Linked DNA regions of Homo sapiens: region 1 is linked to region 2. Evidence: read pairs that join two places in POLR2A ChIA-PET (ENCODE). Cell type or tissue: PC-9. All regions are shown on one strand. Each heading gives the region's core, and the rest is flanking DNA. Links, peaks and the distances in the headings are about the cores only. Region 1 holds the start of SLC35F3 (solute carrier family 35 member F3). Region 2 has its middle 22 kb from the start of KCNK1.

Region 1 (18,247 bases), core at 7,420-9,919, 310 kb after region 2:
AATGTAAATTAATACAGCCATTATGGGAAAATGTATGCAGGTAACTGAGAAAACTAAAAATAGAACTACCATATGATCCAGCAAACCAATTTCTGGGAATATATCCACAGGAAATGAAATCAGTATATCAAAGAGATATCTGCACTCCTATGTTTATTGCAGCACTGTTCACAATAGTCAAGTTATGAAATCATCCTAAGTGTCAATTGATGGATGAATAGATAAATAAAATATTATATATACACATATATTTATACACACACATGCAATGAAATACTCTTCAGCCTCAAAAAGAAAAGACAATCCCGTCATTTGCAATAACATGGATAAGCCTGAAGGACATTGTGCTAAGTAAAGTAAGCCAGGTATGGAAAGACAAATACCACATGATCTCACTTACAAGTGGAACATTTTAAAAAGTTGAACTCATAGAAGCGGAGAGCAGAATGGTGATTGCTAGAAGCTGTGACTATGGGGAGGAATGGGAAGATGTTGGTCAAAGTGTGCAAGGTTTCAGTTAGACAGGGTGAATAAGATCTAGGGTTCTAACATACAGCGTGGTGAGTATAGTTAACAATAATGTATGTATACTTGAAAACTGCTCACAGAGTAAATCTTACATGTTCTCCTAAAAAATGTTAAGTATTTGGTGTGTCAGATATGATAATTAGTTTGATTTAATCATTTTACAGTGTATCCATATATCAAAACATCATGTTTTACACTGTAAGCATATATAATTTCTATTTGTCACTTAACCTTAATAAAACTGGAAAATATTTTAGAAGAACATAGTGACATAGAAAAGCAGCATAATGAAGTTTTTAAAATAGACTTTTTTTAAAGAACGATTTCAGGTTCACAGCAAATTTGAGGAGAAAGTACAGAAAGTTTTTAAATACCTTCCCCCTGTCACACACCCACAGCTTCTCTCCACCCACGTCAACATCCTGCACCAGTGGTACATTCGTTACAAATAATGAGCCAACATTGACACATCACTATCACCCAAAGTCTATAGTTTACATTGGGGTTAACTCTTAGGGTTGTGCATCCACTGAGTTTTGACATATGTATAATGATATATATCTACCATTACAGTACTATACAAAATCAACCCACTGCCCTAAAAATCCTCTGTGTTCTGCCTGTTCATCCCATCCTCTCCCCAACCATTGGGAACCAGTGATCTTTAAACTATCTCCATAGTTTTGCCTCTCTCAGACCGGTTTCTTTCACTTAGCAATATGTTTTCAATTTCCTTCATGTCTTTTTGCAGCTTGATAGCTCATTTTATCACTGAACGGAATATTCTTTTGTATGGATGTACCACAGTATGTTTATTCATTCAGCTACTGAAGGACATCTTGGCAATCATGAAAAAAGTTCCTATAAACATTTGTGTGCAGATTTTTGTGGGGACTTAAGTTTTGAACTCATCCAGGTAAATATCAAGGAGCATGACTGATGGGTTGCATGGTAACAGTATGATTAATTTTGTAAGGAACTCAAACTGTCTACCAAAGTGCTGTACCATTTTGCATTCCCACCAGCAATGAATGAGAGACTTCTTGCTGTTCCACATCCTGCCAGCATTTGATGTTGTCAGCGTTTGGGATTTTATTCATTCTAGTAGGTGTATAGCAATACATCTTTTTTGTCTTAATTTGGAATTCCCTAATGATGTATGATGTGGAGCATCTTTTCATGTGCTGATTTACCATCTGTATATCATCTCTATTGATATGTTTGTTCAGCTGTTTTGCCAATTTTTTAATTGGGATCATTTTCTTATTGTTGAGTTCTAATTATTCTTATTTTTTATTACAGTTCTTAATCATGTATATGATTTGACATATTTTCTATTGGTCTGTAGCTTTTCTTCCCATTGTTTTAACAGTGTCTTTTGTAGAGCAGAAGTTATTAATCTTAACGAAGTCCAATACCAATTTTTACTTTCATGGATCATGCCTTTGATGTTGTATCTAAAATGTCATTTACAAACCCAAGGTCACCTAGGTTTTCTCCTTTTTATCTTCTAAGAGTTTTATAGTTTTGCATTTTATATTTAGGTCTATGATCTATTTTGAGTTAATTTTTGTGAAAGGTGTAAGGTCTGTATCTATGTATCCAGCTTCTTTTCTTTTTTTCTCTCTTTCTTTCTTTTTTTTTTTTGTGATTGGATGTCTAGTTGTTCTAGCACCATTTGTTGAAAAGGTGATCTTTTCTCCATTAGATTTCTTTTGCTCCTTTGTCAAAGATCACTTGACTCTATGTGTGGGTCTATCTTGGCCTCTCTATTCTGTTCCATTAATCTATTTGTCTGCTCTTTCACCAATACCACACTGTCTTGATTACTGTAACTATAGTAAGTCTTGAAGTTGGGCAATATCAGTCCTCAGACTTTGTTCTTCTCCTTTAATATTGTGTTGGCTATTATGGGTCTTTTGCCTTTTCATATAAACTTGAGAATCAGTTTGTGATATTCACAAAATAACCTCCTGGGATTCTGATTGGAATTACTTTGAATCTATAGATGAAGTTGGGAAGAACTGACATCTTAACAATATTAAATTTTTCCATCCATGAACATAAAATATCTCTCTATTTATTTAGTTCTTTGATTTCTTTCATCACAGTTTTGTAGTTTTTCTCATATAGATATTGTACATATTTATTAGATTTGTACCTAAATATTTCATTTGAGTGGTGTGCTAATATAAATAGTATTGTGGTTTTAATTTCAAATTCCCATTGTTCGTTGCTAGTATATAGAAAAGCAGTTGACTTTTGTACATTAATTTTGTATCCTTCAATCTTACCATAATTGCTTATTAGTAACAGGAGAGTTTTTTTGTCAATTGAAATTTTTCTACATCAACAGTCATGTCAGCTGCAAAGACAGTTTTCTTTTACCTTTTCCTTCACAATACGTATACTTTTAATTTCCTTTTCTTGTCTAATTTCATTAGCTGGGACTTTCAGTATGATGCTGAAAAGGATTGCTGAGTAGAGACATACTTGCCCTGTTCCTTATTTTAACAGGAAAGCTTCTAGTTTCTCACCATTAAGCATGGTGTTAGCTGTACGCTTTTGTAAATGTTCTTTTTCAAGTTGAGAAAGTTCCCCTCTATTCATAGTTTGCTGCTATACAATATGATTTTAATATAAAAAAAGCAGTACATAAAGTAGTGTGTACAATTTCATTCCGATTTTTGTGACAACTGTATTTTGCGTTGGAAAAAAGCCTGGAAGAGAATACGTTCATAATTGAAAGTCGTCATTTTTGGCTGGATAATGGATATTTTCTTCTCCACATACTTCTATCTTTTCTAAATTTGCCCCGATGAAAAATAATATTAGGAAAGGTGATTAGGTAGTCTGAAGAGAATGCCTTTCGGCCGTCGGGGGCAGTGGGGTGGTAAGGAAAAAGATGAGAAGCTTTTAAAATGGAAATCTATGAAGAGAGAACTGATTTCGTAATTGCATCATCAGTGGGAAAGTAAGCTCTCTGAGGACCAGGTCTGACTGAGAGATCCCCACAGCGTAATAGATAATACATTTTGTGTCTCAGCGTTGCCTATGAAACGCCATTTATTCACTTGGCATGCTGAGCATGGAACCAGGTTTCTTTCTTTCCAAGTAGTTTTGCTAATTTAGAGAAAGAGAGAGACAGACATATACATAGAGAGAGAGAGAGAGAGAGAGAGAGAGAGAGAGAGAGAGAGTGTGAGAGAGAGAGAGAAAAGTACTGAACTGGGAGCGGCAGGGTTTGAGTCAAAAGAGAAGGGTGGAGGAGCGCGTCCGGTGCCCCAAGGCTTCCAGGCGGAGCGCGGGCGCGAGGTGCGGGCTCCGGGGCGGAGCGCACGCCCGGGAGGCGGGAAGTGGGCAGCAGCGCCCCCGCCTGGCCCCTGTGCGCCCCGACCCGACGCCTCCCCGCCCGACCAGGTGCCTCGAGAGCGCACAGCTGGGAGGGCTCTCCCGGTCGCGGCGAGACTCACGCCTGCGGTGTGCTAGGGCGGCGGCGACGGTGACGGGCGTGGGGCGCGGCGCTGCCTCGGCTGCCGGGTCGTTGCGGCGAGCGCGCGGGCCGGCCTGGAGTCACCGGGCTGAACCGCCGCGCCTGCATCGTGCCGCACGCCGCGGAGGCGCTCGGGTACAGACCGCGCGGGCGCGCACAAAGCGGCCCGGGGCGGCCGGCGCGGCGCAGACCCTCGGTGGGCAGCGCACTCCAGTCTTCCCAGGCTAGCGGCTGCAGGGAGCTCCGGCCCGCGGCCCCTCCGCCTCAAGTCTGGGAGCTGCCGGTCCCACTCTGTCTTTGCCTATGGGGATTCGAGAGTTTCCCAGCGGCGCACCCAGGGGCAAGAGCATTGCCGTGTGAGTAGCGCCCCGGGCGTGGGTGAGCGAGCCGGCGGGCGGGAGGCCGGAGCGCCGGGGTAGCCCTTTGCAGCTGGGACACTGGGCAGTCTGAGGCTCGGGGAAGGGCGGCGCGCGCGGTGGAGCTGCTCGGGAAGTTTCAGTCATTCTTTCCCTCGCCACTCGCCCCAACCCGCACTGCCCCGAGACGCCCAGGATAGGGCACTGGGGACAGCTGCCCGGGGAAGTGGGTGAGTGGCGGCGGGAAGGGAGGAGCGCGGGCTCTGCCGCGGCGCTCGCCCCCGGAGGGCCCCGGCCGCGCTCTTGCTCTCGCCCTGGGATCTGCTCCTCACGAATCCCCTCCTCTCTGTCCATGCTCCCCCTGCCCACCCACCTGCCCGTGGCGCCTGCGACCGCAGTGGCATGAGGAGGTCACCGGACGTCAGCCCCCGGAGACTGTCCGACATCAGCCCCCAGCTCCGGCAGCTCAAGTACTTGGTGGTGGACGAGGCGATTAAGGAGGATCTGAAATGGTCGCGCTCCGTGGAGGATCTCACCAGCGGGCCGGTGGGGCTCACGTCCATCGAGGAGCGGATCCTGCGCATCACTGGCTACTATGGCTACCAGCCCTGGGCAGCGAGCTGCAAAAGTAAGACCCCCTCACGTCATGTTTCCCGTTCACTGGTCCATCTTCTTACCATTGTCACAGCAGCCTCGGGGAGCGCACGCAGTGAGGCGTCCAGCCACCCCCTCCCGCCCTGCCTGCTGATACAGACCCAGGTTTGCAACTTCGAGGAAGAGGCCCGGAGACGGAGTTCTCCTGGACCTCTGAGGCGTTCTGATGCGTTCTCTTACACCCCTTCCTCTCCCACACACAGGATCTCTCTGTATCCTTATCTCTCCACTGCCAAATACGGAGGACACTCCTATGTGGCAGACCGTGGGAAACAGATCAGAAACTCAAAGTATCCCGGACAGTGTGGCTTCCCCGCGGATCTGAAAGTCTCACAGGGCCCTCGGTCAGGTCTCACCAGGCTCAGATGGAGATGCTGACTTACATAGCCAGGATTTTAACTCTTCCTTGCATCTCCTAGCCCTGATGATAGAGGACAATTCTTGGGGTCTTCATTTTGGATGCCGTTCACGCCCTTCTCCCCTGGATTTTATCGGTCTTCAGTAAGGAGGTTCTATAGGGATCATTCTAGATAGTGGTGTTGGTCCCTGCAAGTTGAATGTTTGGTGTCAGGTGGAGAAGCTGAAATGTTTTTCTTTCCGTGGGTCCTAGCTAATGGCTTTGAGGATGCTGTGATCAATTAGACAGACATTATCTTATGTCACCAGGACTAATTTGGTGGACATTTCTTTTTCTCACTTTGCAAGAGAGAGGTTGATTATGATGAAATCCAGATATCTATAAATATAACCATAATTAGGTGGTCTCATCACTGTAGTTTGACATAAGAGATTGCCATTTGCCACCTCAGTCCGTATGAGAAATGGGCCTTGACGTCTTTCATTTGTAATAAAGACTAGATTAATAGCTTGTTGATTTTGAGTTTTTTTCGACCTTTTATTGCTTAAAATTGAAACATTATTTATTGGTCTTTAAGGGGAAAACGGGCGTTTGTAATTTAATCATATTCATCACTAAAAAAAAATGTCTATCTTTAGATTATTCCTAAAACCTGCGAGTCCAAGGCAAAGGTCAGTGGTATGCTAGCAGTTAGCTGGTTAGTTTAAAATTATTTGCAGGAAGAAACAGGATTTGAATGTTTTGTTTTCATGCAACTTGCTTTTAAAAGACTGTGTTTCATTGGGTATAAGCCTTTAAAAAAATTGTCTGTATCTCTTCCAATCTCTTGCCTCTGCTGCTAAAATTGTAGCTTATTACAAAAGGAAGACAAGGGGCCAAATTCTCTTTTTGGTTGAAAAACCCTGGGCATGGGATAACAAAAATTAAACCCCATTGGAAACCATATTTCTTATGGGCATGGATAGAACGCTCAAGTTTTACTTCTGCTTTCTAAATTTCTATTAGAAAATAGCAATTTTCTATTCTTATTTCCATTTTCTGCTTCCTTAATAACAAAAGACAGTGGTATAAATGACAGCCTTCATAAAGTCATCTCTTTGGTGCTTGAAGTCATAAAAAGGTTTTATCTTTATAAATCTATTTGTGACTGGCTGTATGTGCTTTGTGGAAGTTATCACCAAGGTTTGTGATTTGGGGGCTTGCCAGAGAGCTTACAGCAGTGATGACTGTTTGGTACAACATGTTTTGTAATTAAGACAAGAGAAGGGCCATGTGGAAATGGAGTCCCTTGCATCACTGGAGGTAATTCTTAAATGCCTCTCTCTGAGGCTTCACTGGAAGAGTAAATAGTAGCAGGGAAGGCTACAGTGATCATTGAAATATGAATAAAATCAGCTCATTCCACTCTCTCTATTCCTGTGAGGATTCTTCTTTATTCCAAGGTATTTCCTTGTTACTATAACGCTTTAGGTGACAACTGACATTTTGGTGAATTAATTAGGTGTAATGTTTAAATTTAGAGAAGGTAATGTTTTATTAATGTATTAATGCAGCAAAAGAGGTTGTCTTTTTGTTTTTTTTTTCTTTGTTTTTTGAGAGGGAGTCTCACTCTGTCACCCAGGCTGGAGTGTAGAGTGCAGTGGCATGATCTTGGCTCACTGCAACCTCCACCTCCTGAGTTCAAGTGATTCTCCTGCCTCAGCCTCCTGCGTAGCTGGGATTACAGGCGTGCGCCACCACATCCTGCTAATTTTTGTATTTTTAGTAGAGATGAGGTTTCACTATGTTGGCCAGGCTGGTCTTGAACTCCTGACCTCAGGTTATCCACCCACCTTGGCCTCCCAAAGTGCTGGGATTATAGGCGTGAGCCACCACGCCCGGCCCAGAAGAGGTTTTAAGGCAGAACTTTTGCTGTTTGCCATTTCTACTCAATTGATAATAATAAAGAGGCTTATCTATTACCTGTAGGTATCACCTAGTTGCTTTATTTGTTGGTTGGTAATTGTACTCTATAAATGGGGAGAGATGATGGTTACAAAAAAAACAAAACAAAGACAAAAAAAAAAAATTCTCATGATCTCCAGAGTGAGTTATGGAAGCTCCAAGCTATTATGTCACCTTTCAGTCATCTTTCAAAGTGATTTATCTGTGTCCTAACTGAAGGAGTTGCCAGTGAAAGTTTCTGGATGTAAGTCATTTGCCCTTGTAGCAGAAGAAACCATTTGAATGACCCAATATTCATTTGTATCCTCTTCATTTTTAGATTTTGTTTGGGTTGTTAAGATAAATGAGGTAATTGTGAACAGTACAGAAATTACCTTTGCTCAGTATTCTCAACTCAGTCATTTGGATTCGCAAGTTTCGCTCTAGACAAGAGAATTTTGTAAAGGATTCTTTTTTTTTTTTTTTTTTTTTTTTTGACAGAGTCTTATTCTGTCACCCAGGCTGGAGTGCAATGGTGCAATCTCGGCTCACTGCAACTTCCACCTCCCGGGTTCAAGCGATTCTCCTGCTTCAGCCTTCTGAGTAGCTGGGACTAGCACCACCATGCCTGGCTAATTTTTTGTATTTTTAGTAAAGATGGGGTTTCACCATGTTGGCCAGGCTGGTCTCGAACTCCTGATCTCATGATCTGCCCACCTCGGCCTCCCAAAGTGCTGGAATTACAGTCGTGAGCCACCGTGCCTGGCTTAAAATTTGCCCAGCTTCCCCAAATAATAGTATTTTTTTTTAGAAGGAGTTTTGCTCTGTCGCCCAGGCTAGAGTGCAGTGGCACAATCTCAGCTCACTGCAACCTCTGCCTCACAGGTTCAAGCGATTCTCCTACCTCAGCTTCCTCCTGAGTAGCTGGGACTACAGGCACCCACCACCATGCCCGGCTAATTTTTGTATTTTTAGTAGAGACAGGGTTTCACCATGTTGGTCAGGCTGGTCTCGAACTCCTGATCTTGTGATCTGCCCTCCTCGGCCTCCCAAAGTAATGGGATTACAGGCATGAGCCACCGCACCCAGCCTAGGATTCTTTTTTAAAAATCCCAAAGGCTCCTGGGTCTGAAAGGGATGGCTTTTGTGAAACATTCAACTGAGAATTAAACTGTAAACAAGGAAGTAAGAAGGGCCCAGTTCCTCTTCTCAGTGGCAAAAGTCCTCCAAGCTCCACATTCCATGTTTTTGAACCAAACCACTTGGCAGTATTCCTGGGAATTCTTCAAATTATCATCTGTTGAGTGGATCCAGGGCCCAGAAAGCACCTGGGCCACAGGAGGGACTCAATAAATATTTGTTGAATGAATGGATGGCTGCTGCACGAAATACTGACCTCTGGGACAGGGAGCTTTGAATATGCCTCTGTAGTGATTTGTATCATTTACCTCTTTATGCTGACTTCCTGTTATGTGGAATTGCTCTACTCTTTCCTAGTTCTTCCATCACAAGTGCTTCCTGAACCACAGACTGGACCAGAATTCTTGGTGATAAGCTTTGGTTTGGCCCAGGGTTTCTTGATCTCAGCACTATTAACCCTTTGTGCTGTATAAGTATTTGTTGTAGGGAGCTGTCATGTACATTGTAGGATGTTTAGCAGTATCTCTGACCTCTGCCTATTAGATGTCAGTAGCTTACCACCCTGCCCCCTAAGTTGTAGCAACTCAGTATCCCATGGGGGGCAGCCTTTAGTTGAGACCCACTCATTTAGGGTAACCCCCAAATTTATGCTGCAATAGAACTCTCTTCTGTTGCCCAGTAATGCTAAACAAGCAGGCCTACCTTACAAATTCCTGACCCTCTCCTTCCTCACCTTTCTTCCTGGACCACTTTTTAGGTTTTCAGGATGGCCAGATCGAGTAATCATCACCACTGGCAGTGCAAGTGTCTTCTGAAGATTTGAAAGAGCCTGTTCCTTCTGCAGCTGGCATGATTCCACAACCAATCATCATAAATTGACACCCTGTAGGAAGTGCTTTAGAATTCAGGAGACTCTGAACAGTTTCTTTTAATAACTTCCTTTTCTTTCCTACCTTTTGCCCCAGTAGAAGAGAAATGACTGATTAGAATATCTTCTGCTTCCTTTTCCTTTCTCATTTCTCTGGGATGGACACCAATTAGGGAGGAGATGGCTAGAGAAGGGATGAGGAGAATCAAAGACCAGGAAAAATCTGTATAGTAGACAGCCAGCCCCAGGCATCTGATAGGGTGGGACAGCTGGTGGCATTTCCATACAGGAATGATTGAAGGAACATATCTTGGAGTTTCCAGATAGAGGCTCTGCTGCAGGATGAAGGAACATCTGCGAATACTCCTTTATTTTCATTTATTCATTTAAAAAACCTTTTTTCAGCAGTCAGTGTATGTCAGAATAGAGAGAGAAGTGCTGGAAGAGGTGGCTCACTGTCCAGGTGTGCCTTCGTCTAGAAATACAGGTCAACACAAACCTGCATTAGAACACAGACATTCTAAGGGTGGGCAGGATGTTTCCCTTTCCGAAAGGTTTCCCTAAAGGATGTTTTCAAATATTGAACTCTTAAATCCTTTTCTGGGTAAAAAGTCCCCAAAACATTTTACGAATAGCTTTTTTGAAGGGGGTCATGCTTATTGCTTAACATGAAGTGCAATTATCATTTGAGTAGGTTTATACACTTTGTTGAACGTCAACTATTATTCACTACAGGTTCTGGTATGTTGAGATTTAAATGCTTTTTTCCAGAATGTGAATGGAATGAGTTTTAAGTCATTTGTAGAATGGAGAGAGGGTCAGTCTTAAAAGACCAACTGTCTCTAGCCCACTCCAGCCCGCTATTGGCAACGTGAACCTGGGACAGGAACATGCAGGTTAATGAACAAATCCCAGCTTATCTGGGTGGAGGTTTTCTAGTTCAAGCTGAAAAAATGTAGGGCACTGAATAACACACCTGGTGACAAGGAAATTGCATGTTTCAGGATTCTCCAGGTTTAAAAGTTGTAAAGGGTTTGTATGAGGTGAGGGGGAAGGGCTCATGGAAAGGCTGTCTTCCTAGCGTCCCTGTTAGTTCACCCTGAACTGTGAGTATATGTTGCTGGCGTAGATACCGGTGCTAAATGGAACAGTGACTTATAGTATCATTGAATTCATGGTGAGCAACTTCTGTCTGATCCTCCTAAAATAGTAAAGGTCAGGTCAGCAATTCAAAAATGACCCACTTGTAAGAGATGTATAATTTGGTTGTAAAAGTTTATTCTAGAATGGAGCTTGGCATATGAAATATGAGATGGAGAAGATTTTAAAAGAAAAGAGTTAGAGGGCTTGAGGGGGTGGTGAGTTGAGCATTAGAGCACAGCATTTTTTATTGGGTCAGAGAATTAATTTTATTCTTAAATATGCTAACAATTTAGTAAATAGTTTCTGAGTTTTGATGTAATGAAAATGCAGAACTATTATCTTTTAAGGAAACGAGGTGACCCCAGCTCACTTAGATCATTGCCATGGGGTTATAAACCCTTCGCATCTGCCATGGGGTTAGAAATCCCTCGTGCCTATTAATGTGCCTTTATTTTCATTTGTTCATTTAGCAAACTTTTAAAGCATTTACTATGTGCCAGAATACAGAGATAAGTGATGGGAGACACAGTCCTCACCCTAAAAGCTTTCCAACTAGAGCAGGTGAAATCTGAAGTACGCATATGGTGGTGATGGGGAAATGGCCTCACCTCCAGGGAAGTGAAGTCTTCCAGGCTTTAGGGAGACGTGGGCAAGGAGAGTTCTCCCTGCTCTTCAGAAGTCCCTCCTGGATCTCATTAAAAAGAGTCTAGTCTAGTCTAAAACTCTCCAGCTTTGAGCCTTGGTCCTTTCCTTAAGCAGCTGGAAACATTCAGGTTAGTTGCATTCAAACATAAATCCACATGCAAATGCACCATTGATGTTTGTTAAGCATTTTACTGTAAGCTGTTAGGGATGCTCTGGCCCTGCAGCCCTGAGGGGTGTCCACTTAGTTTTTTTAATGTCTGGAGGAGCAGAGGAAATAGAATTCACATCCCAGCTTCATAGCTATATGACAAGTTCACTGCTATGAGCCTCTAGTTTCGCCGTGCGCGGTGGCTCATGCCTGTAATCTCAATGCTTTGGGAGGCCAAGGCGGGTGAATCACGAGGTCAGGAGTTCAATACCAGCCTGGCCAAGATGGTGAAACCCCGTCTCTACTAAAAATACAAAAATTAGACCGGCATGGTGGTGGGCACCTGTAATCCCAGCTTCTCGGGAGGCTGAGGCAGAGAATTGCTTGAATCCGGGAGGCGGAGGTTGCAGTGAGCCGAGATCGTGCCACTGCACTCCATCCTGGGCGACAGAGTGAGACTCCATCACAAAAACAAACAAACAAAGAAACAAACAAACAAAAAAAACGAAAAGGAGATAATAGAACTACTTTCTAGGATTGTCGTGAAGATTAAATGAAATACAGTAGTCCCGCTTTATCGGAGGGAGAATGCATTCCAGGCCCCCCAGTGGATACTGTGGATAGTACTGAACCCAATATACACTATTTTTTCTTATATAGTAGTGAGCAGGTGGCGTAGACAGCGTGGATACGCTGGACAAAGGGATGATTCACATCCTGGGTGGGATGAAGTGGGAAGGTTCAAGATTTCATCATGCAACTCAAAATGGCACACAATTCAAAACTTGTGATATGTTTGTTTCTGGAATTTTCCTTTTAGTATTTTCAGACCATAGTTGACCAAGGATAACTGAAACCATGGGAAGCAAAACCATGGAAAAGGGAGGACTCTTCCAATGTCTGTACAGCTGGCATCTATTAATGCACCTTTATATCCATTTAGCAAATCTTTTGAGCATTTACTTTGTGCCAGAATGCAGAGATTAGTGATGGCAGACACAGTCCTTGCCCTAAAAGCTTACTTACTGGAGTAGGTAAAATCTGAAGTGTTTATATGGTGTGATAAAGATCAGTTTGCAGTGCCTGGGGAGCCCTTTCTCATATCAGTGAGTTCATTCTTCAGCTGGAGGAGTCATTCACAACAGAAATAGAGGGGAGGTTTGCATTCCAAGCAAAGGGACAACATATGCACGGGAATGTAGTCAGCTATTGCTAGACGGTAATTCCGCTTGATTAGAACATCATGGGGCAGGAGTGTCGTGTATGAAGTTGGACTTGTGAGCAGAAACAGACTACAGTACATTACAGTACCAGTCATCTGATGCCTGTCACCTTCCTCATCCAGGTCCCAGCCTAAGTGTCACCTCCTCCCAAGAGCCTTTACTGATTACAGGAGGTGCTCTTGCATCTCCTATAGTGTTGTCACTTCTTTTACATAGTCACGACTAGTTTAAGAATGTGGCTGAAGCTGTTGCAGATAGAAAGCTCTCTAGGGGCAGGGCTTGTTATTGTGTCTCCACCCCTCACTGTGGTCTTGGCACATAGAACTCTGGTGATTCTTCCACAGTGCACAGAGTATCTCGATCAATAAACATTTGTTAAATGTACTTATTAAAGGCCTAAGTGGCCGTTTCCTCAGGCACATACACAAATGGCTCCTAAGTAAGCATCTACATTTCTGTAGGGTCGTCCAGAATTATCCTGCATAGAAACACTTCTAATTGCATTCCTCTGTCAAGAAATGGGACTTCTGTTGCTGGTTCTCTTCAGTCTTCACTTTAACCCTGCTAAAAACACTGACAAGTAATCGCACTCCTAGAACTTACATTATCCAGTCTTATATTGGGGTGTTCTGTCCAGTTTTGGTAACTTTAAAAATGATGTGGAAAAAATGAACAGGGCCCAGGGAAATACAGAAAATGTATTGATGGAATCAAATATGTGTTCTACAGGCAAGGTTAAAGGATTAGGGGAGGAGGAAATTAGGGAAGAACGTGACATGTCTTCATGAGAACCATCAGAGCAGGCACCTTTGGAATGGCTTCCCAGCTCAAGACCCCTTAACTGCCCTGTACTACATCCTCCGTTTGGGCCCTTAGCAGCCAGACTGACATCATCTTCCTCCTGGGCCGTGTAGATTAGACCAGGGGTAGACTCCTGATCCATGCTAACTCACTCAGCTCCTCTCTCCTCCAATTCGAGATTAACACCAGAAAGTTGGGGTCTAGTCTGACAGAGCGGTCTATTGAGTGGAGGAGGCTAGTCTGTCTCCCATATGGATAGAGAGGCAGAGAAAGCTAGTCTACATAAAAGAAGGCAGCGGCAGGTGTGTCAAGTAACCCAGAGAGAGCAGTGGTGGTTTCCAGGACTCCATGCTGGGGCCTGTTTCCCTCCTACATCAATGTCTTGCTGCAGCTCCTCCTCCAAGCCCCTGAGACACCACTGTTGCAAAGCAACAGCCTTCTTCCTGCTAAGTGAGCAGAAACCAGGTTCTGTTGTGTGCAACTACAGGCTCCTTTCTGGATAGGATTTCAGAGCCATTTCCATTCAAGCTCGTGCATGACAAAATAAGGATCTACATACCAATGAAGTTTCAACTGGAAATACAAAATCACTTTCTGACTACTAAGATCATAAAGAAGGTCAGGAAGCCTCAGTCACTGGAGAGATTCACAAAGATGTGGACACCCAGTCACTTGAGCTGGATGAAGTACTTACTTGTCCCACAGCAGGAGGATGAACCATATTTCTTTTTTTTTTGTACATGATGTCTTTTGGTTCAAAGCAGTGGTGAATGTGCATTGATTAATAGAGCAGGGAACCAGTTTTGTTTCATTATCTTACTGCACAGCCTAGAAAGGGACTTGTGCAGTTAGGAACCTGGCAAATTCTTCTGGTGGATGATGGTGGCAAGCACTGAAACAATTGCCTAGGACATGGGCACAGATTTTTCTTTCATGCAGCTTAATTTATGACAGCATTTGAGATTGGAGGAAACGAATTGCTCTCCTCAGGTGATTTGCAGTGTTAAAGGCTACAGGCTGTTTTGAACTCCTCAAACAGAGATATTCAGTGCAACTGCTCAGAACAGTTTTCTGGTTTTGAGAAATGTTTTCTGTGACATTCAAATTTTCTCCTTGTCAATCTGCTATCTACCATTTCCAGTGCTTGACCAGATCAGGATCTATCAGGAAACTATTTTTATCCTTCTTCACCATCTACTTGTAACAATGTACTGTTATAAAAATTCAGGTCTATCCTCAAAGTTTTATTCAAAAGGGTCAGAAGAAAAATGTTTCTTAGTGTATGTCAATTTCGCTACCTTACTTTCTTTTCAGAAATTGAGTCAGCTCATTTTTGATGAATGTATATTAAGATGTCCTGTTCTTAGCCAGCAATGGTGGTGCGCACGTGTAGTCCCAGCTACTCTGGAGGCTGAGGTGGGAGGATCACTTGAGTCCAGGATCTCAAGGCTGCAGTGACGTATGTATGATTGCACCACTGCATTCCAGCCTGGGTGATAGAGCAAATTCTTGTTTTTTTTTAAAAAAGTCCCTTGTTTCTAAAAGAAAAAAAGGAATAGAATGATGATGGCAGGTGTATTAGTCTGTTTCACGCTGCTAATAAAGACATATCTGAGATTGGGCAATTTACAAAAGGAAGAGGTTTAATTGGACTTACAGTTCCACGTGGCTGGGGAAGCCTCACAATCATGGTGGAAGGCAAGGAGGAGCAAGTCACATCTTACATGGATGGCTGCAGGCAAAGAGAGAGAGAGCTTGTTCAGAGGAACTCCTCTTTTTAAAACCATCAGATCTCATGAGACTTATTCACTATCATGAGAACAACATGGGAAAGACCTGCCTCCATGATTCAATTATCTCCCGCCAGGTCCCTCCCACAACATGTGGGAATTCAAGATGAGATTTGGGTGGGGACACAGCCAAACCAGATCAGTAGGTATGGGACAGTTGGGTTTTGTGCAGCATTCTGTTCATGCTGTGCACGTGTGGGAGTTTAATAAACATTTTCCATGGCAAAAGTGCATTACACTGGTGTGAGTACTAAGGAAGAACTGAAGTCCCTTCCTATATACTTTCTTTTCTTTAAATAATTGGCCAGATAAAATATAGTTTGAAGACTTTTAAATGCCATATTCCAGAACAACTAATTTCAAAGGTTTATTCAAACACTTTTACTTTAAGTCGACATTTTGTTTTATTAACTATTAAATGTAAAAATATTTCATTTACTTATTTATTTATTTTTATTTTTAGAGGCAAGGCCTAGCTCTGTTGCCCAGCCTGGAGTGCAGTGGCACAATCATCGCTCACTGCAGCCTCTAACTCCTGGGCTCAAGCAATCCTCCCGCCTCAGCCTCTTGAGTAGCTGGGACTATAGGCTTGCACCACCACATCTGGCTAACTTTTTAAAAAACCTTTGTAGAGACCAGGGCCTCACTATGTTGCCCATGCTTATCTCAGACTCCTGGCCTCAAGCAGTCCTCTCACTTTAGCCTTCCAAAGTATAAACTTCTTTTATAGGTTTATCTGATTTAGCAGTGGGTACGATTTCAAAGTTACGTGTAAATAAAGTATATGTAATTACGATTAATTGTAAAAATCCTCAGAAAACATAGTACTGGTGTATAAGAAAATGTGTTTGTTCTATCCGCAACTGACATTGTATCTGGTGATTGTCTCTCAATACGTTGGAGAGTTCCTATGTGGTGGCTGGAAGGTGGAAGAAGGAATATTTTTCAGCAGGACACACCACCACCATGTGGTCCCTCTTTAGAAGCCCATGGACGAGGCCGAGGCTTCAGAAAATCACTACATGAAATTTCAGACACTATTCATGGAGGAATTCATTTGTGAATGGGTTGGAAGCAGATGAAACAAAGGAACCAACTGTTGAATGTAAATTCATTTATTTGTTAATCTATTTATTCAGTGATTCATTCCTTCTTCATTCAGTCATCAAATAATCCACGATCTCTAAAACACGGCAAATGTATTAGCTCCTCAGGGAAGTATATACTAAATATATGGTATGGTTGTTATTTCCTAGAAAATAACATAGTGGGATTACAAGACATATACATCTCGATCCGTCAGTTGGATTGGATTGGCTCCATGCCATACTTTCTTTGTCTTGGAGCCCTCTCACAGGTCCCGTAAATGTCTCTTTTTGCTCCTTCTCTAAATATCTTGGGAGTATTTTCAATCAACAATGACCAGCCTTAAACTAAACTCTATATTATGTACATAATTTTGCATAGTATTTTATTGTAGGGCACCATAAACAGCTTCTTAGCTACAGGGGGAGATACTTCAGGAAACTTCTTTTTCTCTTCCTTTGGAAACTTGAGCTCTGCTGCTGTAATCAGAGTTCTAATTTGTTCATTTGGTGTATCCCAGTCATTAAACATTTTTTTTTTCTCTTTCATGAAATCACGCAACAATGAAGATTTTTGACTGGGTTGATGAGATCAAGCTACTAAACCAGCACATTTCTTCTCTAATGTTTTATGCTGCCAGCATTCTCTTTCTTTCCAGCTCTAAAAAAGCTAGCCTGAGACATTTTTCTTCCTCTAGCAGAACTAACATGGACTAGAATTTAAAGGAGTTGGGATATGCTCCCAGCTCTACCTTTTCTCTCTTGCACTACTGTACATTATGTTTGTAGAGTTTCTCCAATTCCTTTAGGAGAAAATTCCCAAGTTCATAGAAATGATCTTTTAAAGCTGTTTTCTTGGCTGTTCCACTTCACAATAATAGCACTATCCAATTCATATAGATGTGAATGGAGTGATGTTTCTAAGGGGAGTCTCTACATTTATACGCTAATAAAAACCAAAATACCCTGGTGAATGTGACTGTTACTTTACATAATGTCGACAACAGTAAGATCTGGAGTTTTATTCAGCACTTCCGTGCTTGAGTTGATCCTGGAATCCCTTTCTACAGTGGATACATGTAAGACTCAGGGATTTGGCTTAGCTAAAATGCAGGGAAGTTTGGGTTGTTAAAGGATTATCCTTCCTGCTCCTCTCTTCCTGACTTGCTTGCTTCTGATCTTGATCCCCACCTTTTCTTTGTGCTGAGCACGTGGAAGTCTGAGTCCCAAAGGGAAGGCTGTGCCTCTTTGGAACAGATGACTCCTAATGGTCAGCAGGTGGTCTGAGGTCACTTGAATACCCAGGGCCATGCCCTGGATTTCTTAATGGTTTTTAGGCTGATGTGGCTTCTTTGTAGTGAGGGAGGTAGCTTAGGCTGCCAGAATCTCTTGGCCACCTGTGCCTGATAAGATGGCTGTGTGTGATAACAGTTATCTTATGGTGGCTTGGCTCTCTTGTCCCGAGACCTCAGCAGTGCACTGGGACTGCCTCATTTTCTATGTGGAGGTGTCTGTGTGATTTTGGGGGAAACATAGCTATAAAAGACATTTTGGAGCCAGTTGGGAAAATTTGAAGGTCTGTTGCTTATTAAATTATTGTATGGGGGCCAGGCACTGTGGCTCAAGCCTGTAATCCCAGCACTTTGGCCAGGAGTTTGAGACCAGCCTGGCCAATGTGGCAAAACCCTGTCCTACTAAAAATACAAAAATTAGCCGGGTGTAGTGGCGGGCACCTGTAATGCCAGCTACTTGGGAGGCTGAGGCAGGAGAAGTGCTTGAGCCTGGGAGGCGGAGGTTGCAGTGAGCCAAGATCATACCATGCACTCCAGCCTGGGTGACAAGAGTGAGACTCCGTCTCTCTCTCTCTCTTTCTCTCTCTCTCTCTCTCTTTCTCTCTCTCTCTCTCTCTATATATATATATATATATTTGTGTGTTTGTGTGTGTGTGTTTATTTCTTGTGCTTAATAGTACTAGTGTGGTTATAAAAGGTCCTTTTTCTTAACAGATGCTGAGATATTGTCATTTTGTCTGTAATGTACTTTAAGTAGTTCAACAAAAGTACACACAGATACATCAAATGACAGATGAATA
Region 2 (14,003 bases), core at 8,728-11,227:
ATAAAAGCTTTTGCTCTGATACTTAGCAAGAATCAAAAGGATATTTCAGCCATTAAACAATAGCAAGTCTATGAAAATAGAACAGAGAACATAAAGTTTATGTTTTTAGACATTAAGTTTATGCTTTTAAGTTTAAAAATGAGTAAAATAGAAAGCAAAGTAAAAGACATCTCACAAAACACAGAGCCACAAGGAAAGTGATGAAAAAATTTGAGTAAAAAATAGGCCTAGGAAATTCTGGATTTGAATAATAATGGGATTTCCTATTTTTGTTTTTGTTGCATTTGCTTTTGGGGTCTTAGTCAAAACTTATTTGACTAGGCCAATGTCCAGAAGAGTTTTTCCGAGGTTTTCTTCTAGGATTTCTATAGTTTCAGGTCAAGCATTTATGTTTCTAATTCATCTTAATTTTTATATATGGTAAGAGGGCTGGAGTTTCATTCTTCTGCATACGGCTAGCTAATTTTCCCAGCACCATTTATTGAATAGGGTGTTCTTTCCCCATTGTTTATTTTTGTTGACTTTGTCAAAGATAAGTTGGTTGTAGGCGTGTGGTTTTATTTTTGGATTCTCTATTCTATTTCATTGATCTATGTGTCTTTTACACAGCAAAATAAATAATCAACTGAGTAAACACACAGCCTACAGAATGGGAGAAAATATTTGCAATCTATGTCTCTGACAAAGAAGTAATAACCAGAATCTGTAAGAAACTTGGACAAAGCAACAAGATAAAAACAAACAATCCCATTAAAAACTGGACAAATGATAGGAACAGACATTTCTCAAAAAAAGGCATACAAGTGGCCCATAAACATAAAAACAATGCTCAACATCACTAATCATCAGAGAGATGCAAATTAAAATCACAATGAGATGCCATATCACACCAATCAGAAAGGCAATTACTAAAAAGTCAAAAAACAACAGATGTTGATGTGAATGCAGAGAAAAGGAAACACACATTGTTGGTGGGAACACAAATTAGCATAACCTCTATGGGAAACAATATGGAGATTTCTCAACTAAAAATAGGACTATCATTTGACCCAGAAATCCCCACTTTGGTCATCTACCCAGAGGAAATTAAATCATTATATAAAAAAGAAACCTGAACTTGTATGTTTATCACAGCACTATTCACAAAAGCAAAGTCATGGAATTAACCTATGGGTCCATCAACAGTTGATAGGATAAGTCAACTGGATAAAGAAAATGTGGCGTGTTTACAGCATGGAATACTATGCAGCCATAAAAAAGAATAAAATCATGTCCTTTGCAACATTAAGGGTGGAGCCAGAGGCCATTATCCTAAGTAAAATAACTCAGAAACAGGAAATCAAATACCACATGTTCTCACTTATAAATGGGAACTAGACAACGGGGTATACATAGACATAATGATGAAAATTATAGACCCTGAAGACTTCAAAAGGGACAGAGCAGGGGGAGTGAGGGTTGAAAATTTACCTATTTGGTATCATGTTCACAGTTTCAGTGATGAGTATGCTAGAAGCCCAAACCACATTGTTAAAAAATATATCCATGTAATAAACCTGCACATGTACCCCTGAATCTAAAATCATAATCATAATTATAATGGATTTCCAAAAACAGTAGATAGAATGGAGGCAGAAATTATCAAATAAACAGGTGACTTTCATTAGAGCTGAAAAAAGACCTGTCTTCAAATAGAAAGGACTTATTAAGTGCCAAGCAAGATGGATATTTGCAAAGCTATAGACACTGAGAATAAAGAGAAAAATCTTAAAATTTCTCCAAGAGGAAAACGAGTCACTCAAAACAGAGGAGGAGTGAGCCCTGACATCATATTTCTGATCAATTTCACTGTGTGTTGGAGAAATGGAACAATGCCTTCAAAGCTGTAATAGAAAATGATTTTATGCAGCATCGTATGTTTCGGCCACACTAGCAACTCGAAGACTGAACTAAAGATATTTTCACACATTTGAGTTAACCTCTCATTCTTTCTCTTTTCTTTGGGAGCTACCTGAAGATGTACTCTAGAGCACTAGAAAATCACCCCGGAAAGTGGAAGGTATGGGGTACCAGGAACAGGGGTTTCTGCCAGGAAAGCAGCAAAGTCTCAGAGTGAACACTGTGCTGCAGAGCTAAAGATTCACCAGCGCTGTTTGGAGTAGGAAGACCGGAGCACCAGAGGGATTGCCAGGGAAAATGTCACTCCCCAGAACAACACGTAGTGTGATTGAAAGGATAGAAAAACTTTTTATAATAAAGGTACTTAATGCAAGGTGGAAGAATAATGAAAAACTTCAGGATAACAAAAACTATAGTGAAAAAAACCCACTTGTCCAAATAGAAAGCAAACTGAAATGTGGCCTAGTTGTATGTAACTGACGGAGTATAATAAAATAAAATCCACTGATGTAATAAACATTTTTCTTTAAGTGGTTCTGGGATCCTAACATTGGTCTCTTAGAGAATGAAACATTATGCTAGCATACTCCTTGGTCCTGCCGTGAACAGTATTTACAAAATCATAATAATATAAATATTATTTACTAGAATTGAACTTCTAGAACCAAGTTATGGACAGCACTGAAGATTTGGTCATAGTTTCAGAATGGAATTCTTCCACTGAAGGATGAAGGATCAAGTGGTTACTATTTGCCATGTACCATCCCAGGCTTTGAGGATACAGCAATGAATAAAGATGGAAGAGAGAGAGGAGGAGGAGGAGGAAAATCCCTAAGTTCATAAAGCTTAAGTATGTTAGCAGCTTTGACAGCCTGTTGTTTTTGAGCGCTGCCAAAACTCCCCTCCCTCAGCTGGGTGGGTCCTAGAAAGTCCGAGTCCTTCCTGGGACCTACCACTTGACAGCCTTAGCACCGCAAGAGGGGACACAATGATTGCTATCACTCCCCTTAATGAGAAGTACCAATCACAGTGAAATTGACTGTATTTTGAAGGTCTCACTCAGGTGAATGGCTTGTCACCGAGAGGCGGAGAGGGGTAACCTGTGCCTGGAGAGGGGTAACCTGTGCCTGGGGGTGCACTGGATCAGTGCAGAGGCTGAGCAGATCGCAAGAGGGACATCACAGTCTGACTGCCCACTGCGTTAGTGAGGCAGCACCGAGAGAGGTCCTGGCACGTCGCCGATAACAATCTCTCTGCGCCGCCTTCCTTTGCTTTCTCCCTGACTCTAAGGGACCTTAATTACGACCCTAATTAACTCGCAGCAGGGGCCACTCTGGACCACCAGGAGCTTGTCAGGTAAACATCAGAAGAGAGAGGAAAAACATTTCAGCCGCTTCTAAACACAGGCCATTAAGGTTTTATTTAAAAGAAAAAGGAGAGAAAGGGAGTGATAATCTGGTGTTTACTGGCATCCCAAGAAGAGGCTACTGCCTAGAGGCACCCGGCTGCTTACCACTCTTTTCCTCTCATCAACCAGAGACAGAAACCAAAATTGCTGCTTCCAGATTTAAAAGCCTAAAACAACAGCAATCTCCCAAACAACAACAAAGCTACAAGTCCAAGGATTAAAAAAAAAAAGGAAACTTAAAACATTTTCTACCAAGCAAATGCGAGGTCTAGCACATAGAATGCAATGCTAACCCTAGATTATTTACTGGTTTGTAAACAAACCCTTAGATATGGGGGGGAGGATAAAAGGTAATTAAATCAATCATATATACATATACAAAATATTTTAGTATAAATATATGATAAATTCTGTATATGTATATATAATATATAGGTAAATTGAAACAAAGTTCTCTAATTATTAAACGAGAAATCCAAAATTTATATAGTAAATTTATACACTCAATAATTTATGTAACAAAAATGATTTTAAGAAGCTCTGATTGACTTATGTATCTATACAACATAGTTTCTAACTTAACTTCAACATTTGCCAAAATGCACTGATTGACAAAAGTTCGTGGACTTAATCAGTGTTGGAACTTGAGTTATAATTATACCTGCGGATCCCACTAAATGTTTAAACACAGTGCTTAATTTTAACAGGGTAACTAACCATAATATAGACAAAAGTGGATATGCCTCACTTTACCCGTAGCCTTGCCTAAATTTCTCATAGTCATAGTACCCATTGCTCTAAGATATGCCATATTGGGCAGAGATGTTCTAACATAATGACTAATAAATTAAAATTAACTTTTTGGCATTTACAAATTGGCTTCATAAAACAGGACCCTGTGCACTCCCAATTAAAATAGTTAATACGGCCCAATGTAAGTTAAAACAAGACCTCCAAGGATTAAAACAGTATACATATAAAACTTAATTAATTAAGAGGTAATTATCTCCACTGCTTGTCCATTTGAATTTTGCCTGTTCTCGAACTGGGAAAAATAATAAGTGCCTTAAGATGGATTACTACAACGTTAATGCTGTGGTCCTATCCATTAGGGCCCTATACCCAATGTCCAGTATTATTAAAATTATTGATTCTATTCAATCAACTACCAGTAAATATTTTGCTCTATAGATTGGCTAACATGTTCTATTCAGTTCAACAGCCTTTCAGCTGCGGTTTGTCTCCACCTCCTAAGGGACATAATACAGCTTTTCCAGGCCATCCATGGAGTACTGCAGCAGCCTTGCCATTCCACACAATCTTTACAAACAAGATCTCAGTGACATTCACCTTCTCCAAGAGCACAGGCAGGACACTAAGTCGTCGATGACATCCTGTTGCAAGGAGGTATATTTGATGCACTCACTAAAAACATAAGCCCAATATCCCTTAGTACTTTTGGGTTCTGGTGGTAACATCTTCTTTATTTACAAACTTTACTTATAAGTTAAGATCAACAGGCACTCCTCTTAGTGCCTTCACAAAAAACACTCCTTCACTGTAGAGGCATTGGTAATCTCTTCTGGGCCTCCTGGAGTCTCTAAACCCTGCATTATGGCCATTAGTGGCCCCAAGGCTCCTGATGCAAAAAAAAAAAAAAAAGAAAAGAAAAGAAAATTGTCCCTCTCAGCCTCATGCTATGCACCATTAAAATAAATGGCTGGCCACTTAGGAGCTTTCCTGGAAATAGAGTTTTTTCACAGACCCTGAGCCTAAGGCCCTCCATGCCCCACTGTCCATTGTGCTTTGGGTCATGGAAACAGCACCCCACAAGCTAGGCATGGCCACCAAAACCTTCTTAAGACAGGATGCAGCCAAACCTAGGCTCCAGGACATATTCTACCTGCAGAAGGGTGTGGCTTCCTTTAATTTAGTCTCTTACCAGATGCCAGGGTATTGGAGGGAGTCACCCTTCCCCCAGAGCCCTTGATCACCTGCAAAGCCCCTTGGGATTAACTGAGTGAACAGTAATGGGAATTGGTAGACAATGCAAATGTCACTGTTAACCATCATACACATGGAGCTTAGTGGAATGTGGCTGCTTTCCATTGCTTAACCAGGATGTCCCTGATAAAGGATGGGACCCAAGAAACAACACATTTGATCAAACTTCAGGCAGTCATCTTAGCACTGGATGCCCTGGTCAACAAATGGCCTATCTTCCCATTTATTATAAACTGTTGAGCTGTTACTTGAAAACTATCCCCTTTAAGGTAAAAAAAACTCTGGGAATCTCTTGCCTCACAGACACTAAAAATAGAAAGCAAAATCACATCTCCACATATATTAAGGCCTTCCTAGTGCAAGCCTTATTCCATTCAAAGTTACAGAAAATACTGGTGGTAACCAAGATCACATTTTACTTCTTGGAATACTCAATGAATCAATACTGGGCTCTTACAAAAGGTGTTCAATAGAACTTCCATATCCCTAATTGGTCCCAGGTAACTGGTTTAACAGAGGGACATAATAATCTCCTCAAACAACTTTTTCAAATTCCAATACAACAGATAAACTCCCAAAGTTATCTATCTTGCCCCAGGCCTTAACCTATTATTTAAAATGAATTTATATTTTATTCCCATCCCATAAGGCCTGGAGGCCAGATAGAGGGACTCAATAACCACAGATTGTCTCACAGGTCAGACAGCTGCTCATCTAGTATGAGACCCATTTGAACCGAAACTTCCACCAAAAACAAACAAACAAACAAAAATACCTTTTTGGGTGCAGTTACCCACCATTTTATTAACTGTTGGTCTTATTAATACTGGTTTGGGTGCTTTTATTGGTTACAATCCAGAGATCCCAACCCTCCTGTACCCCATTGTTTCAACCAAACATGGCCATTGGTGAGGCCTGTGTCAACTCAAGTGGGTACCCACTTGAAAAGGATATCCTAGTCCCACATCTCAGACAGCGACATCCTGGCCCAAAATCTCACCACTGGAGATGATGGAGATCACCTCAGAAAACATCATCCCAACACAAGATCTCGCCACTGAAGGTGACTTTGCCCCCTGTGTCAGAGACTGTTTTACCCCGGACATTAAAGCCTCTGTCCCAGCAAAACTCATGGACTGTCTCTCTTAAGACATGAATTGGACACAGGACATTTTTCTTCCCACAGAAGGCACCATCAGCCTTACATCAGAAAACCCCTTGATCCCCAGGAGAGATAGAAAAATAGAAAGATAAATGTATTCTGCAATAATTCATTCTAACCTGTGATTTGTCTTTTCATTTTCTTTGTAGAAATTGGGTCCCACTATATTGCCCAGGCTGGTCTCAAAATCATGGGCTCAAACAATCCTCCTGCCCTGGCCTCCCAGAGTGTTGAGATTGCAGGTGTGAACCACCATGCCAGGTCTGTCTTTTCATTTTCTTAATAGTGTCTTTCACATAGCAGAAAGTTTTGATTTCAGCAAAGTGCAAATGAGCAATTTTTTCTTTCATAGATCCTGCTTTTGGTGTTATAGTAAGAACTATCACCAAACCCAAGGTCCCATAGGTTTTTCTCCTGTGTTGTCTTCTTGAAGGTTTATATTTTGCTTTATAATGATCTCAACAGTATTAAAACATTTACATAAATTATCATTATAGATCTATGATCCATTTTGAGAGAATTTTGTGGCAGGTATAAGGTCAGTGTCTAGATTAATTTTTTTCTACATGTGGATGTCCAGTTGTTCTTGTACAGAACTAGAAGATTATTCTTTCTCTGGTGCCTTACCTTTTCTTCTTTGTCAAAGATCAATTGACTTATAATTTTGTGGTTTTATTTCTGGACTCTGTTCTGTTCCATTGATCTATTTGTCTATTCTTTCACCAATACCCATATTATCTTGATCATCAGAGCTTTATAGTAAGTGTTAAAGTGTAAAGTTAAAGTGTAACTTCTCCAACTTTTCTCTTTATTCTTTAGTATTACGTTGGCTACTCCAGGTCTTTTGCTTATCCATATAAACTTTAAAATTAGTTTGTTGATGTCCAGAAAATAACTTGCTGGGGATTTGATTGGGGTTGCATTGAATCTATAGATCAAGTTGAGAAAAACTGATCTTAACAATATTGAGTCTTCCTAGCCATGAACATAGAATACCATTTATTCCATTTCTTAGAAACTTGATTCCTTTTAACAGTTTTATAGTTTTCCTCATACACAGTGTATACATATTTTGTTTAATTTGTTTCTAAGTATTTCATTCTTGTTGGTTCTAATGTAAATGGTACTGTGTTTATAAATAAATCTCTTTTAGTCAGAATTCATTTACTCTTTCATTCATTCATTCATGAAATGCAACAAACACATGTTATGATTTCTTACCTCTCTTTCTATGCCCTGGTGGGACACATTAGAAAACACAAAATAGTGTATTCACTAGTTCTAAAGCAAAACTCTGCGTTTTCTCCAATTTAAGTTAAATTAGGAAAATTGTCAACATTCTCAAATTCACATTTAAAAACTAAAAGCAATGTTTAATTAAAGGGCTAGTGACGATTAAGAGAGAATTAGGAAAAACAGATAATATTTTCCAATAAAGTGTAATGGGGAGTTTATTTGTTCTTTTTTCGTGACCCACTATGCCCAGCCTGCTTTGCTGAGTTTTGACAACCTTATACATGAGTGTAATCTAAACCCCTGTCACGATATAGAAGATTATCATCACCACAGAAAGTTCTCTCATTCCCCTTCCCTGTTAATTTTCCTTTCGTCTTCCCATGCTGTCTTGTGTATCAGCCATCTCTCTTTTCCTTCACATTGCCGAGTAGTATTCCAGTGTGTGGGCAATTGAGTTTATTTATTCATTCTCTTATTAATGGATACCTGTGTGGTTCCCAATTTTAGCTGTTATATAAATAAGCCTGCTATGAAGATTCTTACCAAAGTCTTTGGCGGGGGAGCATATATTTTCATTTCTCCTGGAATGAAATGGCTTATGCCCATAGGTTAACTGTGAGTTTAGTTTTATAGGAGACTTCCAGACCTTTTTCCAAAGTGGTTGTGCCATTTTAAAGTTCCACCAACAATGTTTGCTTTAGGTTCTTGCCAACATGTGGGTCTTCTTAATTTTAGCTATTCTGGTGGGCGTCAAGTGATAGCTCATTATAGTTGTAATTTGCATTTTCTTGATGACTAATGATATTGAACATTTTTTCTGTGCTTATTGGCTATCTGTACATCTTCTTTTGTGAAATGTCTGCTACAATCATTTGGATGTTTTTATTGGGTTGTTATTTTATTATTGATTCGTGGGATTTCTTTACGTATTTAGATGTCGGTTCTTTGCCAGATATTACATCTTGTGAACATTTTACCCTTATCGATAGCTTGCCTAGCTTCTTAACAGTGGTAGCTTTCATAGTTTCTTACACAGTGGCTTTTGATGAACAAAAGTTTTAATTTTTATGAAGTATAATTTTAAATTTTTTTAGTTTTTACTTTTATTTTATGGTTATTGCTTTCTATGACCTAGGAAACTTTTGTCTATCCCTGAATGTATTATCTAGATTCTCCAGAGAAACAGAACAAATAGGGTGTGTGTGTGCGTATATGTGCACGTGTGTGTATGCGTGCGTGTGTGTATATATATATGTTGTTTAATTTGTTTCTAAGTACTTCATTCTTGTTGGTTCTAATGTAAATGGTACTGTGTTTATAAATAAATCTCTCTTAGTCAGAATTCATTTACTCTTTCATTCATTCATTCATTCATGAAATGCAACAGACACGTTACGACTTCTTACCTCTCTTTCTATGCTTTGGTGGGACACATTTTATGTGTGTGTATATATATATTGTGTATATATATACATAATACATATACATATATATTATGTATATATACACATAAATACATATGCATATATATTATGTATATATACATAAATACATATGCATATACATTATGTATATATACATAAATACATATGCATATACATTATGTATATATACATAAATACATATGCATATACATTATGTATATATACATAAATACATATGCATATACATTATGTATATATACATAAATACATATGCATATACATTATGTATATATACATAAATACATATGCATATACATTATGTATATATACATAAATACATATGCATATATTATATACATAAATTATATTATATACATAATACATATACATATATTATGTGTATATATACATAAATACATATACATATATTATGTGTATATATACATGATACATATACATATATTATGTATATATATACATAAATACATACATATATTATGTGTATATATACATAAATACCTATACATATATATTATGTGTGTGTATATATATACACACACATATAGAGGGAGAAAGAGAGAGATTTTAAGGGATTGGCTTTCAAGATTGTAGAGGTTGGCAAGTACAAAAATCTGCAGGGTAGACCAGCAGGCTGGAGACCCAAGGAAGGGTTGATGCAGCTCAAGTCCAATGGTAGAATTATTTCTTCTTCAGCGGACCTCAATCTTTTATTCTAAAGGCCTTTAACTGATCTTTAACTGATTGAATGAGGTCTACCACATTATGGAGGGTATCTGCTTTACTCAAAGTCTACTGCTTTAAATCTTAACCTCATCTCAAAATACCTTCACAACAACATCTAGACTAGTGTTTGACCAAATATCTGGGTAAGATACTGTGGCCTAGCCAAGTGGATCCATACAATTAAAGATCACAGCAAGTAATGAAGAGACTCTCCTCTTTTCCTTTGAAAGCATTATGATTTTAGCTTTTATATTTAGGCATATCATCTACCTCAAATCTATTTTTGTATATGGTGAGAGATAGAGGTTGAGTTTCTTTTTTTTTTTTGAAATAGAGTCTTGCTCTGTCGCCCAGGCTGGAGTGCAGTGGCGTGATCTCACCAGTCTCCTGCCTCAGCCTCCCGAGTAGCTGGGACGACAGGTGCCTGCCACCATGCCCAGCTAATTTTTTTGTATTTTTAGTAGAGCGGGGTTTCACCGTGTTAGCCAGGAGGGTATTGATCTGCTGACCTCGTGATCCACCCACCTCAGCCTCCCAAAGTATTGGGATTACAGGCGTGAGCCACCGCACCCGGACTGAGCTTCATTTTTAAAAATATGGATATTGGCCGGGCGCTGCGGCTCACACCTGTAATCCCAGCACTTTGGGAGGCCGTGGTGGGGGGATCACGAGGTCAGGAGTTTGAGACCAGCCTGGCCAACATGTTGAAACCTCGCCTCTACTAAAAATACAAAAAATTAGTCAGGCATGGTGGCACGCACCTGTAATCCCAGCTACTCAGGAGGCTGAGTCAGGAGAGTCGCTTGAACCTGGGAGGGGAGGCGGAGGTTGCAGTGAGCTGAGATCATGCCTCTGCACTCCAGCCTGGGTGATAGAGCAAGACTCTGCCTCAAAAAAAAAAAAAAAAGGATATCTAGATATTTCAGTACCATTTGTTTAGTAGTACTTTATTTTTCCATTGGATTGCTTTGGCTCCTTTGTCAAAAAGCTAATAACTGTATACACTTATATACAATCTTTAATGTAGCTGAAATATATTTGTGCTCCTTAATCAGTTCTGTATTCATGTGTCTTCTGTTTTATTTTGCATTTTCAAAATTTATTTATTTCAAAGACAAGGTCTTGCTTTGTTTCCCAGGCTGGTCTTGAACTCCTGGCCTCAAGTGAACCTCCCTCCTAAGCCTCCCAAAGTGCTGGGGTGACAGGTGCAACCCACATGCCTGGCTTCTCTTGTGTTTTAGAAGCTTTCTATAATGAACTTTTGTGGGGAGGGTGGAATGCAGGCTAAAACTTGGAAACTGAGCAGATATTAGTAAGCTTCTTATTTATGACTGTATCTTTAATGAAAATTTGTATAGGATTCAAAGAAATATTTAATCAATTTGAAATGGACAGCAAGAGGACAACAATAAAAAACAGACTGAATTTAGTAAATTGCCTGGCTGAATTTCAACTCAGTTTGGTAGTGACCTAGCTGTCATTTCTTTCTTTTTCACTGTTTATATTTCTATCAGATTTCCACAACAGGACGTTTACACATAATAACCATGGGTTGTCTAAATCCAGTTCCTATATAACATTTATTTAAAAATTTCTGTGGACTTGACAAATTCAGACAGGAGTTTATAGATAATAGTGATATGACTATTATTGCAGAATGAATTAAAATCATGTTTAGGACAAATGCACTTTAATGCAATAGATTGTGGTTGGTTGGCATTAAATATTTAGTAGAAGAATTCTGCTTAATATTAGTGTAATTAAAGGACACTGATGTAGGTAGGTATGCATATATATACATATCTAAGTTATATAAAGGACTTTATTAACGCTTAATACAGGATATTTGTACATACATAAATATGCTATTATCTTATATGAAAAACTACAAATCCTATTGGTTGTATTTCTGTTTATTGTTAATGTTTCTAAAACATTTGGAGAAAATGATATTACTCTTATAATGCATTCTTTGTAAGCTTCTCATGACAGAGATGTTGTAATCTCTGTCAGTTGGTTGATTATAAAGCACAACCCATGTAAATATCTGTACTAGATGAGTTTGTTGATCATGGGCTGATGAGATTTTGACTTCAGGTCTCCTGTCTTCCTTTCCTCATATCATCATTTAAATTCTTTAAAAGAAAATCGTCAATCGATTGTCAAAAGTGGAATGCCAAAATCTGCTGGAAATCTTGAATGTACACTATTCTGGGGTGAAGAATGGAGATATATATATATACAGATAGAAAGATATAAAACCACTGTTAGGAACACTATAACACGCATTGAGGTGATGCATATTGGCCAAATAATCATGCTTTCATGTGAATTATCTCTGTTAACTTTATAGAAAAATACAGATGTGAGGACGATTGTTATTGTCACTTCAGCTGTGAAAAAAATGACAAATCATACTGACAATTTAGACTAATGTTCAAGGTAGGTGGTTAGTAAAATGGGAAGGTGATTCCCTGCTTCTGATGAAGAAGCCCAATTATCTGGGCAAAGATACTTGCAACTGTAATCTTGCAAGTGAAAATTTTACACGTATAAACTCAGCATCAAAGTTTCCATGGTGATATTTCATCAGTCTCCTGATGCATAACACATGTTTAATCATTTTTTTTTGTTATGTGAATCAGCTAACCACAGTATATATTTATAGCATTTCAGATTATGTAAAGAAATCCCTCAAGCTGGGTATGATATGATGCTGGGGTGGTGGTGGTGGGAGGAGAAGAGTATTTTATTCTTGTTCCCCTTAACTCTATAAAAAGTAACTAAAGGAGAGGACAGAGTTTGCATTGTTTATTTAACACTTAAATGACTATGGCTGATGAATAAATATAAAGCAATAATGTGTTAGTTGATTATAGCTGGATTTAAGAATTTCTTGGGCAGGTTTTTAGGTCTCTTAATTGTTTTCTCCCTTCTCTCTGGATGACAGGTTTCCTCTAGGAAATGAGCTGTGGAGTGTGATCTAGATGTGGAGAGGAATGTCAGCCAAAGGATCAAGAGTCCAGGTGCAGGCTGGGCACGTTGGCTCACACCTGTAATCCCAGCACTTTGGAAGGCCGAGGCAGGCATATCACCTGAGGTCAGGAGTTCGAGACCAGCCTGGCCAACATGGTGAAACCCCCGTCTCTACTAAAAATACAAAAGTTAGCCGGGCATGGTGATGCACCTGTAATACTAGCTCCTGAGGAGGCTTAGGCAGGAGAATTGCTTGAACCTAGGAGGCTGAGGTTGCAGTGAGCCTAGATCATGCCATTGCACTCCAGCCTGGGAGACAAGAGAGAAACTCCATCTCAAAAAAAAAAAAGAGTCCAGGTGCAGATCTTTGATGTGTGTTTGTATGAGCCTTACAGATTACCTATCTTGAAAAAAGAATAAAAAATTGAGAAGGAGAACTGAAGATATTTTTCAGGTAGCATAGAGGAGTGAGTATCAAAGAATGAGCTTTAACTGTCTTATATTTTAGATAAACATTACTTTGAACCATGTAATTGCAGGTAGACCATCATCCTACCTACAAAAACAACAATATCATGAGTCAGGTGAATACTGTAAAATACAAAATACTTACTAAAAAGCCCAATAAAGATTTGGGGTCATTACAAGTTGATCACAATGTATATGCTGCATCCCTAATTGACATCTGTTTTGCTTTAAGGGATGAACACTTTGGGTATTTTTACTTCTTATAATTCTGGCCAAGTATGTTTAGATAAGATTGAAAACAACCATGAAAACCTTCCTTCTTCCCAGATCTCCAAACATGTTAAGTGCCAAGTTCATTCTAAGAGTTGCTCATTCAGGAAGTTTCTGACTTTTTAAAATCTGGATTGAAAAGGCAGTTACTCTCTCAGAATGATAAAAATCTTAGAAGCACTGGCTGAGGCCCATCAACTCCTATTTTTCAGAGACAACTGTCACCTTAAACAGATTTTAAACGTACTCATTGTTTCCAGCGCAGCCACCACACTTTATCATTCTCGTGATTGATTATCTGTCGCTGTCATCTGCATTCATGTGGTTTTCAGAAAAGAACAAATATATTTCTCAGTGATTTAAAAGTCCTTGAGAGATGACAAAGTAATAGTAACAGGAAGCTATTATTACT

The links. Peaks named below come from ENCODE experiments on the same cell type or tissue, not always from the same donor. Only the 100,000 strongest peaks of a DNase experiment are listed, where the experiment ranks them.
Region 1: POLR2A ChIA-PET joins it to region 2 with 8 read pairs; 2 of 35 experiments call an interaction of 5 or more read pairs at or near these places.

The regions. Positions count from the first base shown.
Region 1 is chr1:233,900,754-233,919,000 of GRCh38, forward strand. It overlaps SLC35F3 (solute carrier family 35 member F3), which reads left to right and starts at 3,923. Exons shown (of 8, transcript NM_173508.4): 1 at 3,923-4,377; 2 at 4,776-5,005. The coding sequence starts at 4,325. In PC-9, for the core only: no CTCF peak of the experiment used is centred there; a DNase peak (open chromatin) is centred at 8,638; H3K27ac peaks cover 1,285 bases.
Region 2 is chr1:233,585,245-233,599,247 of GRCh38, forward strand. No RefSeq gene overlaps it. Among named protein-coding and RNA genes, the nearest start is that of KCNK1, 22 kb to the right of the region's middle. RefSeq lists an enhancer at 2,741-3,601. In PC-9, for the core only: no CTCF peak of the experiment used is centred there; no DNase peak of the experiment used is centred there.